Linked DNA regions of Homo sapiens: region 1 is linked to region 2. The links are chromatin loops, found by intact Hi-C in ENCODE. Cell type or tissue: CD14-positive monocyte. All regions are shown on one strand. Links, peaks and the distances in the headings refer to the core of each region. The heading gives the core; the rest is flanking DNA.

Region 1 (8,000 bases), core at 1-8,000, 79 kb before region 2:
TGGTCATGAGCACAGACCTTGTTCTCAGACCTGATTCCTCCAGGCAGGTTATTTGACATTTATGAACCTCAGTGTTCTCTGAAATGGGGATCATCCCCTGACTTCTGAGGGCAGTTAAATGAGATCAAGCATGTAAAGCTCTTAGCACCAAGCCTAGTGTATGGTGTGTGCTCCATGCATGCTGTGCTGGTTCTTACCGGGTGCCAGAGCTTGTGGAGAAAGCAGCGTGAGCCATCCTGCTTCCCTGCGACTCTCCAGAACCAGCAGCCTAATGTAAGGGGCCGCGTTAAGTATCAGAGAGGGAGAAAGGATCATTTTCATTTACTCAGCATCTCTCAGATATCAAGGACCAGATACCTAAGTATGTTGTCTCATTCAGTTATAAAGGCCCCGTGAAGTGAGTTTCGGTTGCACCTTTCTTTAGGACGGTCAGCTGGGTCTCTCTGCTAAACATCAAGCGCTGTGACACAGGCTCATACAAAAACTACTCCCTAGGACCCCCTATGCCCCCCTCCCCAGCCCCCACCTGCAGCTGTGGTGCAGGAAAGCTGAACCCCTGACTCCGGTGGGCATTTGCTCAGCAGGGTGTCCACAACTCTGCCTGCGCTTCTGAAGCTGAGATGAGACAGTCAGCCCCATGCATACAATGACAGGATGTCTGGAAATGCAGAGGCCCAAGGAAATTCATGTCTGGATCAGGTTTTCCCTTTGATTGTGGCCCAGGAATGGGAATGAGCTCCTGGGAGGGCGTTTGCTTCCCTAAGGAGTGAAGTGGCATGGAAGGGGACAGGGATTCTCTACGTTATAGGGTTGTGGTAACCCTGATCTCTTGGTGACCACAAAGTAAGAGCAGGGAGGCATCCTCAGGTATCCCCAATGCCCCAGAGTCTCAGCAGCCACGGGAAGGTCCAATCTGACCACAACCACAACTCCAGGGGTCTCACTTCCATCCTCTCTGGTGTTGCTTTAGCCTGTAGGCTGAAGATTAACCCCCACCCTAATCGCTTGTGCTATCTATAGATCACAGACAATGGTGTGGAGAAATACTTGCCTTGCTTACCCCCACCTAGTCATGTACCCCATGCTTGCTCAGTCTATCACGACCCTGTCACGTGGACCCCTTAGAGTTGTAAGCCCTTAAAAGGGCCAGGAACTCTTTCTTTGGGGAGCTCGGTTCTGTTCTTATGACGCAAGTCTGCTGACCTCCCGGCCTAATAAAGCCTCTTCCTTCTTTAACCCGGTGTCTGAGGAGTTTTGTCTGTGGCTCATCCTGCTACATTTCTTGGTTCCCTGACCGGGAAGTGAAGCAGCCCCTTAGGTGGCTTAGGCTTGCCCTGTGGAGCATCCCTGCAGGGGACTCTGGCCAGCTTGAGCTACGTGGATCCTGAGCATGCTCCTGGGTAGGCATTTGCCCCGGTGGAATGCCTTGTCAGAGCAGTGCATGGCAGGCCCCAGCAGAGGATCAATGCAGTGGCTGAGCACCGGGAGGGAACTGGCGCTTGGAGTCCGTATATCTGGAACATGGTAGGACTGGTCTTGGGAACTTGCCCACTCCATTTGAGTGGAAGCATGGCCTGATCACCCACAGAGTGCCTTTATCGGCACTTTGGTTTTGGTTTTGATTTTGACTTGGTTTGAATTCCTTGGCAAACGGGCGTGCCTTTGTCGGCACTTTGGTTTTGGTTTTGATTTTGACTTGGTTTGAATTACTTGACAAATGGGCGTGCCTTTATCGGCACTTTGGTTTTGGTTTCGATTTTGACTTGAATTGCTTGACAGGACCTGTCTTGGGAACTTGTCCACTCCATTTGAGTGGAAGCATGGCCTGATCACCCACAGCGTGCCTTTATCAGCACTTTGGTTTTGGTTTTGGTTTTGGTTTTGACTTGGTTTAAATTGCTTGACGAACGGGCGTGTCCTTTATCTGCACTTTGGTTTTGGTTTTGATTCTGATTTGGTGTGAATTCCTTGAACCCATTAACCCACGGGTGGCCCGAATGCATTCAGTCTGTAGCGGCAACTGCTTTGCTGACAGAAGAAAGTAGAAAAATAACTTTTAGAGGAAACCTCATTGTGAGCACACCTCACCAGTTCAGAAGTATCCTAAGTTAAAAAAAAAAAAGCAAAAAGGTAGCTTAATAACTCAAAAATCTTAAAGTATGGGGCTACTCCGTTAGAAAAAGATGATTTAACATAAACCCCTGAAAATTCCCTTAACCCAGAAGATTTCCTAACAGGGAATTTAAATCTTAATTACCATACAAAGATCCGACCAGACCTAGGAGGAACTACCTTCAGGACAGGATGATAGATAGTTCCTCCCAGGTGATTAAGGAGAAAAACCACAATGGGTATTTTGTAATTGAGGAAAACTCTTGTAGAAGTAGAGTTAGGAAAATTGCCTAATAATTGGTCTGCTCAACTTTGCCACCCAGCCAAGCCTTGAAGTACTTACAGAACCAGGAAAAAAAAAAGCCATCTATACCAATTCTAAGTTAATCTGGACTAAACAAAGTCTTATTAATAGCAAAGGATAATTGAAATCCCACACTTACAAGGTTTTCAACAAAAGTAAAGTTGTTTTGCTAAAAGTTAACAGTGTAACGTGTATGATAGTAACTTCTAATCTGTGGCCTTAGACAGTCTAGTCCACAGACCTGAAGGAAGTTTGCTTTGGAAAAGAATGGTTATCATCTTCGAAAAAAAGAAAAAAGAAAAAAAGTGGGGGTGCAGAATTTATATAAAAAGGAATGTTATATGGAAAATTCTTGTCCTGAAATAAATTAACTAGTTGTTTAAGGAAAGGGATGTTTCCAATAAGTCAGAAAGTTGAGACATGTCGAAGAATTGTCTGTGAAAATCATGAAAAAAAGTGTTAGAAAAAGAAATTTATGCAAGAAATGTTGTATAATTTAAATTAATTATCCTCCTGAATGTAAAACTGTTGAAGAAACAGTTTATGTGCAAGGTATATAAGGAAAGTAAAATATGCCTTTGGTAAAAGGATTATAAGGAAGCATAAGAATGTGGATTTTTACCTACATTAAAAGGTTACAAAAATTGTTTTGAAGGTTTAAGCAAGTTTTGAAACATTAATTGTAAAGAAAATTCTGTGTGTAAACATATTGGCTAAAGTTAAAGGGGTATCATCCAGTTTTTCTGTGAACTGGACATTAAAATAAAAACACAACAGATTTTTCTTAAAGCGCTAACCTGCTCTTTGACAAAAATTATAAAAGGTTAAAAAAGTCTATAAAAGGTCAGACATTAAAAATTGAATAAATATGTCTACAAAGTTTTATTAAAACTGTTTAACATTAATAACACTAATATAAAGGTGAAATCTAGCTTATGTGGTATAAACATACAGGAAGCATTGTCAAATATAAAATGGTGTTTGGCTTTCTTCGGTCTAAATGTTGTGCCCGAGCCAGTTAGAAAAACGCCACACTTTGAGATGAACTAAGAGTCCTTTATTAGCCGGCAACCGAGACACGGCTAACGCTCAAAATTCTCTCGGCCCCGAGGGAAGGGCTTGATTAACTTTAATATCTTGGTTTAGGAAGGGGGGGGCGTCTAGTTAAAACAATTTTACAGAAGTTAAGTAGTCAAAAAGTTAAAAGGATAAATGGTTACAGGAAAGTAAACAGTTCCAGGTGCAGGGGCTTTAAGACTATTACAAGGTGATAGACGCGGGGCTTTGGGCGTTATCAATCAGACGAATTCTTGGGGACTGCGGATATAGCTTGCCACAGTATCTTATCAGTTAATTGCATTCTTGGATGTGCTGGGGAGTCAGCTTGCACAAGTTAAGTCCTTGAGGAAGGGTCTGCCAGTGAAAGAGCCAAGATGGAGTTTGTCTGGTTCTCTTAGCTAAGGGAGAAACAAGGCCAGGTGAATAAGGAAAAAACAAGGTTGGGCATTACATAAAAACTAATAAAAATAGGTGCTAAAGGAAATTTCTCAGTAAGAAGGCACCAAGGACTATAAAGTCCACTGCTGATGTCCCCACATTTAAAATAAAAGGTCCATTTCTTAAAAATTATATACTTGATTTATCTCCCACTTTCCTTTCCCTCAAAACTAAAAGTCTTTTAGCACATGTACCACCCCGAGAATTTCCGGTAAACCAGCACCAGCCTGAAGATCATGTTCTCATCAAAGGGTGGAAAGAAGGAAAACTCGAGCTGTATAAACATGTGGCTGCTGGGCCATTGCATGGTCTCTGTTGATGAGGTTCTGAATTTTTAATTGTATATATTTAAATTTATTTAACCATGAAGAGGCACATATATGACTGAGAACCACACTAGACGGGACAGCTCCAGAGATCCAGAAATGAGGAAGACAAGACTCCCCTATCCTGGTGTTTTTTTTTTTGCAGAATCGTTTGCTGCTCTGATCCTAGCATACATTTAAGGTTACTTCCTGGGCATCTGCATAAGAGCCAGTCACTGTGTGGGGCTGGGGATATGACCATGAGGACAATATCCAGGTCCAGAGGGATTCCAGCAGGGGGCGCTCTTGCACCCAGTGGAAGAGCATGGCCCTGCACACCCTGTCTAGACAAGATCACGGCGGCAGGAGCAGAGAGGTAGGGGCAACTCGCTGTCCTCAGGAGCTCACCCTCATCTCCAGGGACCCTGAATCATAAGCTGGGCAGGCTCCAGGATGAGTGTGGGGCTCAATAGGCTGGACAGGCTGTGAAGAAAACCTTTCCACACCTGCACTAGATCCCAGCCCAGGGGTGATCTAGAACTCATCCCTGGGGTGTGTTCATTAAAACATTCATGGGGCCTAACGTGTCTTCCCCAGGACTGAGCTCTGGGATAAGAACAAATGAGGAAGAGACAGTCACTGCCCTGGCAGCAAACACCCATGGCCAGGGTTCCTCTATCCATCTGTGGGAAGACCCCAAGTTTGATACTGAAGATGTTAAACCATCTCCAAAGTAAGTGGAAACTGAGGTGTTGCGGATTCGATGACCTGGACCCTAGGGTCAGTCCCCACCCCTTTGCTGAGCTCACCCTGCACTGGAACTCGTGTCCCTCCCCACTTCCCCTGCTACTCGGGAGCGCTGCCACTGCCCTGGCCAAGAACTGGGGCGTACGTCTAGTTGAAACATATTTCTGGGCCAGACAACCATTGGCCAACAGTGTCTACTGAAGGACCGTTCCCCAGGTGACTTCCAGAAGAGGTGAAAAATGAAAACTTATCTGTCACAGCCCCAGGAAGATCAGGTCTGGGACCTCTCTGTGTCTGGCCTGACCCTGAAGTCCATCCCTACTGACTCGTGTCCTGTCTGCTCTGTGTCAGAAAAGTGGGGACCTGATTCCTGTTCTGCCCCTCTCACCAATTTCTGCTGGTGTCATTGCCATCATCACACAAAGAGATGGGGAAGACATGGTACAATAAGGAAGCTGCTTTCTCGAAGCACTTAGGATGATGTTCACAGCATACTCTCGGCAGACAGGAAGGCCAGGTCCTGCTCACTCCGACTCAGAAGGGGTCTCATATCCTGCCTGGGCCCCGGTGATGATGTTGAACTGATGCCCCTAACCTTGCAACCTTGAGCTTCTCTTCCAACAATGTCCCAATATCCTCATTTTTTTTCCTTCTGATCCTCTAAATCATGTTCCCCTTCAGGTCTAGCATGAGGCTCTCTCTCGCTCTCTCCCATGGAGCCCACTGGGCAGCTGTCCATGAATTCTAAGAACCTCAATGTTGGTAACACTGATATTTTCCTTGAATCATACATAGCAGGGCCCCTGAAGCACCATGGGGAATCTATTCTCTAGAGATGAAAGATGTCTAGGGCAATCTGGTCATGAGAAAATCACTTCTCGGGTGAACAAGTGACATTGCCAAATCAAACAGTTTCATTGTTCTGTTTTGTTCATGGAAAGATACTGACACATACAGGACAATCAAATTCTACTGAAAAGCAATGTATTTCCATAGAATGCCTGCTCCAAAAGAAACCTCAAATCATCATGTGGTCCACTTTATTCACATTCATCATGACTTAAAGCAACTACCTTGGCTTTCTGCGCGTGAAGGTTTTCAGAAGCAAACAAAAACCTATTTCAACAGTAGCATCAACAGGGCATGATGGAGATTCTCCTGTCCCAGTGTTGAGTTTGTCTTCCCCAACCTTGTGAAGCTTGACCTACCCTTTATCCTCCTAGGAAGGAAGCCAAGAGCTCAGCCTGATGCTCAGTCCCTCAAGCAAACCTGTTGTACCCTTTGCATTTTACAGGATTTCCTGAGCAGAGCACACAGAAACTATGACTAGGCTAAGTGAAGAGAGACTGAGTTTCCACATAAACATGGCATTTCCTATCTCTAGTAACATTATCTGAAGATATCTAACATTTGTTAGATGTCATTAGCTTTTTCCTTCCCAGCTTCCTACCACAACTGAGTGTCACATGTGGCTGGGCCAGGGTCTAACTTCAGAGGAACAAGCCCTGCCCCACTCTCTATGCTAAAGATGGCTTGTGGAGGATGAACTCTGAGGCCTTTCCTAGAAAAGGTGGGTGAAGGAGAGAGGTGGCAGGAGTAAAGTATACAGATGAGTCAAATGCTGTGAGGAATAGAAAGGCTAAGCAAGAGGTGACATTTCTTATTTATGTCTTAAATGAAGTTGTTACTGTGTCTTTTTGTATTAACCTATTCTTTAGGTGACTATTTCACATTGACTATGTTCCCCTAGTTGGAAAGCCAAGGCTCGGTCATCATTTCTTTCCACCCCTCTCTGCCTTCCTTCCTTCACCACCAAGGAGGATGGCTCAGCAGCAGCTCAGTCCCTGCTTGTCAACCACCGACCTCCATACACTCCAGCCCCGGTCCACATCCCCCAAGGCTCCTCGTGGGATTCCTAAGCAGCACCAGTGCACTGACTGTCACTCTACTCATTTATTGAAAGAACAGTAGGCAAAATAATTGTATTATATCTTTACTAATCCTTTGTTACAAAGACAAGTAAATAAAAAAAGCCCTTAAAATGCTGCATTTCCCTATTATTTAGAGATAGTGAGTGCTAACCCTGTGATAGTTCTCTTTCTGGTCTTCCCTTTCTTTACACTGTCTGTGCGTCCATTGAGTCGGTGGCTGTTCATGTTCCCACCAGCCCCCGGCAGTGAAACGTCCATCATGGGGGTCAGCACATGGTGAGTGCTGAGCCTCACTACTCTAGCTATGCAGGAGGTCTCCAGTGAGGGTGATGGGTGCCAGGCTAACAACAATGTTGTCCTCTGCATTCTGATGTGGCACTGGCCCTTGTCTGTCTCCTATAGATTGGAGCATTTCTGAGGCTTGAGGTGGTCATGTTATTAAATACAATACAATTATCTTCCTGATTTTCCCCTGCTTTGACCAAGTGCTGAGGAATGACCCCAGCTCTAACAGATGCTGATGTGTACTGTTCTATGTGGTATCTTACCCTTCTCCGAATCTGTGAGCTGACCAAAAGCCTGTGGGCTTTCTATGTGTGTTTCACAGTAATGCCCATGTTAACGCCTGCTGTTCCAGTATCTTTTGCTACCCTGGGTTATGTGACCACTGAGGCCCCCTTGGATGATGGGCAATGTTTGGCATGCTTTATAGGCCATTACAGTTTCAAGTATACACATAAGTGCTGGAACTCCCTGGTGTGGGGACACCTTATCTCATGCCAGAGTGACACAGTTGAGTAACACAGAGCATCAACATTGGGACCCATTTCTGGGTTCATGTTTGCCTCTTCCATTCAGGAGGTTAAAATCTGGGTTCATTCTTTTCTGTACCCTCTCCATCCCACAATATCTAAGTAGGATATTCAACTGGCCTTCCAGTACAGCTGTGATGAGGGAGGAAAGAGGTGATTTATGTGAAGTGTATGGTGGTGGTGGGATTTTTTCTTCCTTTCTATTAGACGAATGACATGACTCGGGAGGCCGAGGTGAGAAGATCACTATAGGCCAGGAATTCAAAAACAGTCACACTTGTACTGTGTTGTG
Region 2 (11,201 bases), core at 3,202-11,201:
CCCTTATCTGTGGGGGTGAGGGTGAGGGGTGTGTGGACTCAATGAGCAGATGCCACCAGGGGGAGTGGCCAGAGCTTCCTTCCTCACAGCTGCAGTGGGGGCTGGGGGTAGGGGCATCCCAGGGAGGGGTTTTTGTATGAGCCTGTGTCACAATGTGGCGCTGGGTCTGCTGGCGGGCCTCCTGATGGTTCTTGCCTGTGCCCATGGCAGCAGGTGGGACAGAACAATCCTCAGGCTCCCAGGTGCTTGCCTGGAAGTGCAGCGGCGGCGAGTGGGGCAAGTCTTCCCTCAAGCCCTGGGACAGTATCTGGGTGGGCTGGTTCCCAGACACAATGAAGGTACGTGCAATTTTGTGTCAGCCCTGCTGCTGGGGGTGGGATGTGGGGTTGCTGTCAGTGGCAGCAGCCACAGGCAGATGGCTCTCAGGCTCATGCACTTGGGTTTCCTTTGTCATGGAGCTGGCCTCCTTGGTGCACTGCATTGCCCATTCCCTGGGGTGTAGGACTCTTGTGTGGGCTAGAGTGCTGGAGACGCGGTCAAACCGCTGGTCTAGCCGGCATCATGCTGCTGTAGCCCTCTAAGTGGATAAGGGGAGATGTCAGGGGGGCTCTAGGGATGTGGAGATGCAGGGCTGTTGGGCCCCAGGGCAAGAGGCAATCCTCATGGGGTCTGGGCTCTCAAAATGGCACGTGCTGGAGCTTCTTGGATCTAAAGTGTGTGTGTGGTACCCAGCACGACTCCCTCTGGAACAATGCCATTGCGTGGACAAGTACAGGCAGCATCCTATGCTGTCTCAGGGCCCACAAGAGCTGAGGGGCTCTCCCATGGCCAGGGTTGCAGGAATCTGTGGTGGGAATGTGGACCCCTGGGAATCTCTCACTTACCTTTTCCCCTGCACTGGGGAGCTCATCTGGTCTTGCTTTTCTCTCCTTCCATATCTCGGATGGTTCTGTCACTTCCCCGCTGAATTCCAGCATTCTCTGTTAGATGCTCTATTTGACATGTGATTATCTGTTTTGCTCCTTCTTTGTGGAGGAGACGAATGTTGGGCACCTCTAGTCAGTCACCTTGAAGCTCTTCTCCAAGTGTCATTTTTTTTTTTGAGTTTTAAAGTTGGCCTGTTGGTCTTTTTATTCCGGATACAACTCCTTTGTCAGACGTGTGCGTACTCTAAGTATTTTCAGTTATTTTGTGGGTTGTTTGGTCATTTCCTTTAAGGTGACTTTTGTTGGCTAGAAGTTTTCAATTTTGATGTAGTTCAATATATTGCTTTTTTCTCCTATGATTGGTAATTTTTGTGTCCTCTGTATGAAGACATTGTCTATTCCAAGGAGGTTATATTATATATATACACACACACACACACACACACACACACTATATATATATATACACACACTATATATACACACTATATATACACACACTATATATATACACACTATATATGTATGTGTGTATATATATACATATATGTATACATATATATCTATATATGTATACATATATGTATACATATATATCTATACATATATGTATATATCTATATATGTATACATATATATCTATACATATATGTATATATCTATATATGTATACATATATATCTATACATATATATGGATATATATCTATATATGTATACATATATATCTATACATATATATGGATATATATATCTATATATGTATACATATATATCTATATATATAGCAGGGAAGCCCAAGTCTGTTTCTTCCTATCCAAATGCAGTTCAACAGTTAGGCTTACTTGTCTCTTTCTCATTTATTTATGGGAGCTCTTTTTTTCCTGTTTTGTAATATCTTTTGGACTCCACATTTTCAATTTCATTTGCACTGCCTTTTGATATACAAAATGTGTTTATTATTTTTAGGTTTCCTGTTTTAAGAATGTTCCTCACCTTAAACCACTTGATAGAAAAATAGGAAAAGGTTATAAATAGGCAACTAATTGAAGTTAAAATAACTGATTAGTTAGCACTCCTGTGAGATTTTTCACCAAGGGAATTAGCAAGATATATATATTTTTTGAAAAAGCAACAACTTTTGTTGCTACTGAGCCTGCAGGGGAAACGGTCCTCCTGCTTGTTCCCTGTTGATGGGAATGTGAATTGCTTCAACTTTTTGGAAAGTAACTAATCAGTATCTATTAAAAGTGTAAGTAAACATAGCTATGGCTAAGTTATACCACTACAAAGATTCTGTCCTGTAGAAATGAAACCATCCAGTGTAAAAGATGATTGCTACAACACTATTTGTGGTGGCAAAGAGTACTTAACTTGAATGTCCATCTGAAGGGGAATTGTTGGCTGGATGCAGTGGCTCATGCCTGTAATCCCAGCGCTTTGGGAGGCTGAGGTGAGTAACTTGAAGTCAGGAGTTCAAGACCAGCCTGGGCAACATGGCAAGATCCCATCTCTGAAAAAAATAGGGTGTGGTGGCATGTGCCTGTAGTCCCAGATACTTGGAAGGCAGAGGCAGGAGGATTTCTTTGGCCCAGAAGTTGTTCTTTTAATTTCTGGCCTTACTGAATCACTGGGCCCAGGAATTGCAGGCTGCAGCAAACCATGATAGTGCCACTGCATTTCAGCTTGGGTGACAGAGCAAGAACTTGTCTTAAAAAAAAAAAAGAAAGAAAGAAAGAAAAGAAAAAGCGGGAATTGCTAAGGAAATAAAATACATTCAATATTATAAATTAGGCAGAAATTAAAATAAATACATTTGATCTACATTAGTTAGGCTTAGTAATGTCCACAATGCAGTATAAAGAGAAAAAAGTAAATTGCAATATAATGTAGGATTTCAGTATGTCATTTCAAACAAAACAGACAACAAAACCCTGAAAAGACAATTGAAAGTAAGTCACAAAACCCAGAAGTCATAAGAGAAAAAGAAACAATTTGACTAAATATAAATTAAAGCTTCTGTACAATAAAAGACAACATAAAGTTACAAGGCAAGACATAGACTTTAAGACAAAATACTTGCTATTCATATGCAAATAATAAATATATAGAATATGTAAAGAATATCTGTAAATGAATTAGAGAATTGGTAAAGGATATCAAGTAATTCACAGAAAAAATATGAATAGCTAATAAATACATGCAAATATATACAATCTCACTAGTAAGTGGAGAAATACCAATTTAAAAAATGAAACTATTTTTCAATCATCAAATTGACAAAAATTCACTATGATTGGTAATATACCCTGTAGTCAAGCATGTGAGTAAATAAAAACTCTCATATACTGATGAGAATATAAATTGGCAAATCCTTTTTGAAACATAATTTTTAATCAAAATATTAATGCTTGTACACTTTGCTCCAGTATTCCATTTCTAGGAAAATAAAGAAAATAAAACTAGCAAATATGTCAAAAGATGAATATACAGGTATGTCTATTTGAGTATTGTAGATAATAGCAAATAATTGAAACCAACATGAATGCTCCTTAGTAGAAAAGTGGCCAAATTATAGTGAACTATCCTATGGAACAATAGTGCAGCTATAAGAAGAATGAGGGAGATCTATTTGTACAGATAGGCAAAGATCTCCAAGATATATTTTATGTGTAAAAGCCAGTCACAAAATAACACATAAAGGAAGATTGCATTTTGTAAATGTATGTGTATGTTTACATATGTATATAAATTAATAGAAAAATTACTTACTAGAACATATGCTTTAACTTGTCAACACTTCTTTGGGAAGTTAGTGACAGTAGATGAGAGGATTAGGTTGTCAGTGAAGAGTATTATATTTAATTCTACAGACCCAAGGGCATTGTTTGAATTTTTATAACAATATGATGGATATGTTTCTTTAATTTTTATTATTTTTACCCAGGAAGAGACAGTCTCCAGCATGTGCTGAAAGTGCTCTCTCTTCCATGTTTCTTTTTTGAGATGGAGTCTCACTCTGTCACCCAGGCTGGAGTGCAGTGCTGCGGTCTCGGCTCACTGCAACCTCCGCCTCCCAGGTTCAAACGATTCTCCTGCCTCAGCCTCCTGAGTAGCTGCGACTACAGGCGTGTGCCACCACGCCCAGCTAATTTTTTGTATTTTTAGTAGAGACAGAATTTCACTATGTTGGCCGGGCTGCTCTCGAACTCCTGACCTCGTCATCTGCCCGCCTCATCCTCCCAAAGTGCTGGGATTACAGGTGTGAGCCACCGCGCCCGGCCCTCTTCCATGTTTCTTACGTAATTTATTAAAACATATTTTAGTTTGTTGACTTGCTTACAAAAAGGTGTGTCTTAAACCTCTCTACAATTCTACATAGAGATAATTGTCATTCACTGTGTTAAAACAGAAATAAAGACAGAGAAATACGTATATTCAAGGATGCCAATAAATGTTAATATCTAAAATTGGATTGTGATAATTGTTGCAAAACTCTGTGAATATATTAAAATACACTGAATTATATGCTTTAAATAGATACATTTTATAGTATGTGAATTATATTTTAATGAAGCAGTTAAAAATCAATGGTTTGATGTTTTAGTATTCAGTGACAAATGGCTTTAAGATGTAAGCAATAATTTCCAGTATATTTAAAAGATATTTACAATGGATATTTCTAGTTCACCCCCCTGTCAACTATTAGAAAACATTTTTATATTTTAAATCCTTGAAATAACTGAGTGAAGGTCGCTTCACAGGAGAAGTCACTGTGGTGTAGATGAGAAGGTTACTAGGTGAGGCAGAGTTGGAAGAGGCATTCTTTTCAAATGGAAATCTCTGGAAACTTCAGAAAGCAAGTATGAGGTAGGGAAATTTGCCTGGTGTATTAGTCTGTTCTCACACTGCTAATAAAGACATACCCAAGACTGGGTGATTTATAAAGGAAAGAGGTTTAATGGACCCGCAGTTCAGCATGGCTGAGGAGGCCTCAGGAAACTTACAAGCATGGTGGAAGGGGAAGTAAACACGTCCTTCTTCACAAGGCGGCGAGAGAAAGAAGTGCAAAGCGAAGTAGGGGGAAGCCCCTTATAAAACCATCAGAAACCATCAGATCTCATGAGAACTCACGATCACAACAGCAGCAGCACGGGGATAACCGCCCTCACAATTCAATTACCTCCCACCAGGTCCTTCCCACAACGCGTGGAGATTATGGGAACTACAATCCATGATGAGAGTTGGGTGGGGATACAGCCAAACCATATCACCTGGTCATTTTCTTTTTAAGGCTTCACATATAAGTGAGATCCTATAGCATTTGTCTTTCTGTGTCTGGCTTATTTCACTTAGCATAATGTTCTGCAGGTTCATCCACATTGTTGCAAGTGGCAGGATTTCCTTCATTTTTAGTTCTGAATCGTATTCCATTATGTATATATACAACATTCTCATCATTCATCCATCACAGCACACTTAAATTGTTTCTGTATCTTAGCTCTTGTGAACAGTGCTGCAATGAAAAGTTGAACTCATAGAAGCAGAGAGTAGATGATGGTTGCCTGGGGCGAAGGGGTAGGTAACTGGGGAGGTATTAGTCAGAGTACAAACATTCATAAGATGAATATATTCTGAGGGTGCAAAGGATAGCATGGTGACTGTAGCTAATGATACTGTATTGTGTGCTTGCAATTTACTAAGAGTCTATCAGTTGTTCTCACCACACACACAGAAAAGGTAAACATGTGAGGTGACAGATGTGTTAGTTAACTTGATTGTGGTTACTGTTTCAGAATGTATACATATATCAAATCATCACGTTGTACATCCTAAATATAAACCATTTTCATTTGTTTACTATACCTCAATAAAGCTGGAAAAATAGAATTTAGACCTGTGTGTCTTGTTTGCACACGTAGAGGTCACTTCACAGTTTTATAAATTATCAACTCTTAGTGACACAAAGGAGCAACAAAAGCAAAATATCAAGTCTGTAGTCATCTCATTAGATAAAATTACCAACTGCTCATTTTTTTTTTTTTTTTTTGCCACACAACATACTATAACATGAAAATGGCCGGGCACAGTGGCTCACGCTTGTAATCCCAGCACTTTGGGAGGCCGAGGCAGGTGGATCACGAGGTCAGGAGATCGAGACAATCCTGCCTAACACAGTGAAACCTCGTCTCTATTAAAAATACAAAAAATTAGCCGGGCGTGGTGGCGGGCGCCTGTAGTCCCAGCTACTCGGGAGGCTGAGGCAGGAGAATGGCGTGAACCCGGGAGGCGGAGCTTGCAGTGAGCCGAGATAGCGCCACGGCACTCCAGCCTGGGAGAAAGAGCAAGACTCCCTCTCAAAAAAAAAAAAAAAAAAAAAAAAAAAAAAAAAAAATTAAAATCACTAAAATTATCCTTTGGTTCATTATTAAGAATTATTCATTATTCTAATGGCTCAGATAGAGTTCAGGCATAGTAGCCGTGAATAAAGACCACCACAGCCAGGAGGAGGATGGCGTTGATGTTCACTATTGTCCTCCACGAGGGCCTCTCAGACGTGTCTGTGAGCTTCTTGCTCAAGGCTTCCTCCTCCTCCTTGGTTAGCTTGGGTCCCTTCTGCAAACCGCAGAACAAGTCATAAGCTTTCTTGAGGCATCCACGTGATTTCTCAGGATAATCTGGAACAAAGATAAGCAAATGATTGCAGAAGATCTAGATCACAAAGGAACTAGAAATCCTTGTCAGTGTAGTACCTATGACTGTAAAAAATGATTACAATCAGCTGGGAGTGTTAAGAGGAATCCCTGAGAAAATGTAGATAAATTTAATCATATAAAAACAGGCGACTTTTGCATGGCACGAAGTTCAATAAACAAAGTAAAAACAAATGACAAAATGGGGGAAACGTTCGCATATTCTATTACAAAGGGTTTAATATCTTTAATATATAATGGGTTTCTAAAAATAGGTAAGAAAAGGCTATCAACAGCCCCATGTCAGCATATTAGAGAGATGAATAAACAGTTGAAAGAAAAAAGACACATGGTTCTCAAGCTCACTCAAAAAAGAGAAATGTAAACTAAACCTATACCACTTTCTCATCTATTAGTGGGAAAAATACAGAAGTTTCACAACATACTGTGTTAGTGAGTTTGCGTGGAAACAGGCACTCTTCTATATTGTTGCTAGGGAAGCAAGTCCCCTATGGAGGGGAATTAGTAGCGTATTGCAAAATCATATAGGCATGAACCCTTTGACCCAACAACGGAACTCCACAAAATCTATCCCCAGCTTACACTGGCAAAAATACAGAAAGACTCATGTATATGGCTATCTGTTGCAGCACTGGAAAATTTAATACTTCTAAACTCAAATGTTTATAAAAATCACAATTAACGTAAGATTATATTTAAAAAGAAATGATAATGAAAATTATACAAATTAAAAGCTGTGAGATTTAAAACAGTATTACTTTGAGGGAAATGTATATGGTCTTATTTATGTAGAAAAGAGAAAGAAAAATCAAAAGAAAAGTAAAATTTCCAGATTTACCGGAAATGAATGAGTTAATATCCAACTTAGCAAAAAAAAAAAAAAAAAAAAAAGAATAAACCTAAATAATGTAAATGGAAGAGAATACAAATAAAAACAGAAAGGATGAAATAGAAAAGAAGGAAAATAATAGAAATGACAAAGCCAGAAGTTAGTTCTTTGAGAAAAGCAAACTAGACAAATCTTTAGTAAGATTAAGAAAAACGATAAATCACAAAATATACTAGAGATTGAAAGGATAACACAACTATAGAGGCAGCATAGATGGATAAGTAGACACTATGAATAACTTTATGCCAATATATTTAAAATGTGCACTAAATGGGCACAATCCTAGAAATGTATAATTTTCCAAAAACAATTAATGAAAAAATGGAAACTCTAAATAGTTCTATAGCCATTATATAAATTTGATCAGTAATTAAGATGTGCAACACACACACACACACACACACACACACAGCCCTTATGGTATTATTGGCAAAATACCAAAATTCAATGGCAACATTATTTCAATCTTATTGAAATATTTTCATAAAATGGAAAAATGGGCTAATTTCTGATTCATGCTATGATAACTCTATGATCTGAATACCAAAACCAAAGACTTAGTACAAAACCAGAAAATGATAGGCCAGTCATACTCAGGAATGCTGATATAAAAAATCAAAAGGAACAGAAAGCACTGACTCTTCACTTTGAAGAAACCAAACCAAAACAGACAATTATTGTCCAGTTTAAGACAACATATTGTGAAGTGCTAAACCTTATCTGAGGTTTAAAAAACATTAGGTAAACAAAGAGCCAGGGGGATGACTGATGGAGAAATTTTCATGAAGGAAGTGAGATTAGAACTTAGTTTTAAAGAATAAGCATTTTTTTTCCCCTTGGACAGGAGGTAGAAATATTCTAGGGAGCTTGGCGCATGTGGAAAAGTGAGAAAACCTGTCTGCCTGGAATAGAGGGTATGTTAGAGAAAATACTGAGAAGTAAAGTTGGAGAGAAGGTGGGGCTAGATGCTTATTTGCAGACAATCAAGATTGAACACTTACTATGTAACTAGGAACAGGCGAGTCTGTAACTGTCATCTCAGTAACTATGGATGGATGATGGGTGGACAAACCAACCAATGGACAGGCAGATGAATAGATGGATTTAATATGTTGTCTTGGTTTTTGGAAAGGTAAAAATTTAAAGTTTCAGTTTGTCATAAATCTAACAGCCTTTTCGGAAGCTGGATTTAATGACATTAAAAGAAAACCATAAACAAGCCTGTGCACAGAGTTCCTACATGAAAACCAAATGTAAACCAAATATTACCTTCTTCAACACCATCATCTGTTTCTTCCTGACTTTTCTCTTCTGCATCTATATCGATTCGCTCCTCTGTACTGTTCCGAAGAACCCAGCACAGGCGGTACAGCTGAACAGGGACCATACAAAAGTGCATTAGTAATAGGCAAATGTTTGCAATAGTATAATAGAATGGTACCTTTGTTTATCGTCTGGTGTTTTTAAAAAATCAAACCATACAGGAGAATATAGATCACAAAGAAAAGGCCTCCTACCACACTCACTCATCAAAACACACTAATCATTTTAAATTTTTTTCTGTTTTTAATTCTTTCTGGTTGCTATTTAGAACTTCAAATGATATACTTAAAAATACCTACTTCTGGATTTGTAATTTCAGCAAAGTTGAAGATTTAGCTAACCTACACTATACCCCAGCTTCACTCATTGTCCTTAACATCCAACAGTTATTAGCCACATCATGATTTCCTTCAGTTTATCTAGTGGTTGCTTTTATAACTTTCAAACTATCTTCTTAAATTCTATTTCTGGATCCATCACATTTGGCTGGTATCTATGTACTATTGAATTCCAGTTGCAATTAGTACCCTTACACACTCCTTTTCCTAAACCATCTCCAAACTTCTGTCAGCTATACCATTATTTTAAACTATTATGCTTTATATAATTATTATTTTCTGTAAATATATTAAGATTTCCATGGTTAGTCTGTATGTTGATTTAAGCATTTGAAAATAAATAGAATTGATGCTGTATGTACTGATTGGACACAAGTAAATATCAGCCCTGGGTCATTCTAAGGAAATTGCTCCAAGTATCAATGTTTTTTTTTTGTTTGTTTGTTTTGTTTTCAATAAGAAGGAGTTTCCATCTTGTTGCCCAGCTGGAGTGCAATGGTGCGATCTTGGCTCACTGCAACCTCCGCCTCCTGGGCTCAAGCAATTCTCCTGCCTCAGCCTCACGAGTAGCTGGGGTTACTAAAGGTGACTGCCACCATGCCCGGCTAATCTTTGTATTTTGAGTAGAGACAGGGTTTCACTATGTTTTTGGCCAGGCTGGTTTTAAACTCCTGACCTCAGATGATCCACCCACCTTGGCCTCCCAAAGTGCTGGGATGACAGGCGTGAGCCACTGCGCCCAGCCTATCAATGGTTTTTAAACCTTTATAATCTATCATATTCTAAGTTATACCTCATTTTAATTTGGCTCATGACTTTCTTGTACAAATTTACTAGAATTTGTAATTGGTTTTATTTGTTCTTGATGTAACATATGCCTTTACCTTCTCACTAAGATTCCTAATCATGTCTTCATAAGCTCTTATTCACAGGATTTCTTGTATTAGATCCACTTTCTTTGTTAAAAACTCTCTTCTTGGGAGTCCTTCAATTTCTGTTTAATTACACATAGAGTAATTTCTAGTTTTGCTGAAAGACTATCATCCTGGGACATCTCATTTCTGCACTGGTAGGCTAGATTCACAACAGTTTTCATGACTTTCTCTGAAATAACCATGATATTTATCAGTCTATTTTGAAAGTTAAACCTTGCAGCATATTAATGAGACATTAACATAAATCAGAAAAATGGTCTCACTGGTCCTTCAGACAATATTTTTTTCCTAAAAATTAGTAATAAAATTGGTTACTTCTACTGGCAAATAAGAATTTAACATATATATATTTAAAAACTATGATATGTTTTCTAGTGTTCTTTCATCTAACTCAATATTCAGCGTAAATATTTAGTTAGGAATTTCAGTGACATGTCCTTCGTAAAACATTTTGAGCTGTGCTGTATTTCAGGTTTCCCATCCACACATAATCTACTGGCCACTTCTCAGGAAAATATATAAAGAAGCATTGCTTCAAAAATTGTGAGTGATAAATTCAAAATACATAAAAGCTACACATGTTTAGTCATAAATTCAAACAATTCAAACAGTATTAGTATATAAGCAGTATTTATATTTTAAAAATAATTAGTTAATATTTGCTGGGCCCCTAGAGTGTCTCCCCACTCCCTGAGATGCCTCTTGTTGAAAATCTTAGGTGGATATGCTCTAAGATTTTTTTTTGTATGCTTAGACAAACATCTATATGCCTACATGTGTTTTATTTCAGAAAGCGCTATTATACATTATTATATTATTCTGCACATATTTTTCCACTTAACCATATTATGAACATTTTTTTCCAAAGTGAATAATAGAGCTCCCTCATGTTTCTAAACAGCTGCATAATGTTCAGTGCCCTGTGTTTGTGTGCTCATTCCTTTCATGATGAAATCTGGATTTTCTCCCAGCTATTTCCTATTTGAAAACTTTTGCAGAGAAAATCCTTATACACATATTTTTCCTACTTGAACAAGTATTTATACACAGTAAGCTCCTAAAACTGGGATTGTTGTT

Evidence for each region. A loop is a pair of places that touch in the nucleus more often than their neighbours do. Peaks named below come from ENCODE experiments on the same cell type or tissue, not always from the same donor. Only the 100,000 strongest peaks of a DNase experiment are listed, where the experiment ranks them.
Region 1: it touches region 2 in a loop (3-fold over the local background); 6 of 110 quality-filtered maps call a loop at or near these places.

The regions. Positions count from the first base shown.
Region 1 is chr22:32,136,389-32,144,388 of GRCh38, forward strand. No RefSeq gene overlaps it. Among named protein-coding and RNA genes, the nearest start is that of C22orf42, 19 kb to the right of the region's middle. In CD14-positive monocyte, for the core only: CTCF peaks have their summits at 4,468 (motif pointing right) and 4,714; DNase peaks (open chromatin) are centred at 1,743 and 2,373; H3K4me3 peaks cover 1,927 bases; H3K27ac peaks cover 1,415 bases.
Region 2 is chr22:32,212,123-32,223,323 of GRCh38, forward strand. SLC5A4 (solute carrier family 5 member 4) reads right to left here. Exons shown (of 15, transcript NM_014227.3): 14 at 8,798-8,900; 15 at 6,342-6,603. The coding sequence ends at 6,392. All of the region lies in intron 2 of SLC5A4-AS1 (SLC5A4 antisense RNA 1), which reads left to right. Among named protein-coding and RNA genes, the nearest start is that of SLC5A4-AS1, 13 kb to the left of the region's middle. RefSeq lists an enhancer at 1-481. In CD14-positive monocyte, for the core only: no CTCF peak of the experiment used is centred there; DNase peaks (open chromatin) are centred at 4,979, 6,539 and 7,109; H3K4me3 peaks cover 1,299 bases; H3K27ac peaks cover 3,272 bases.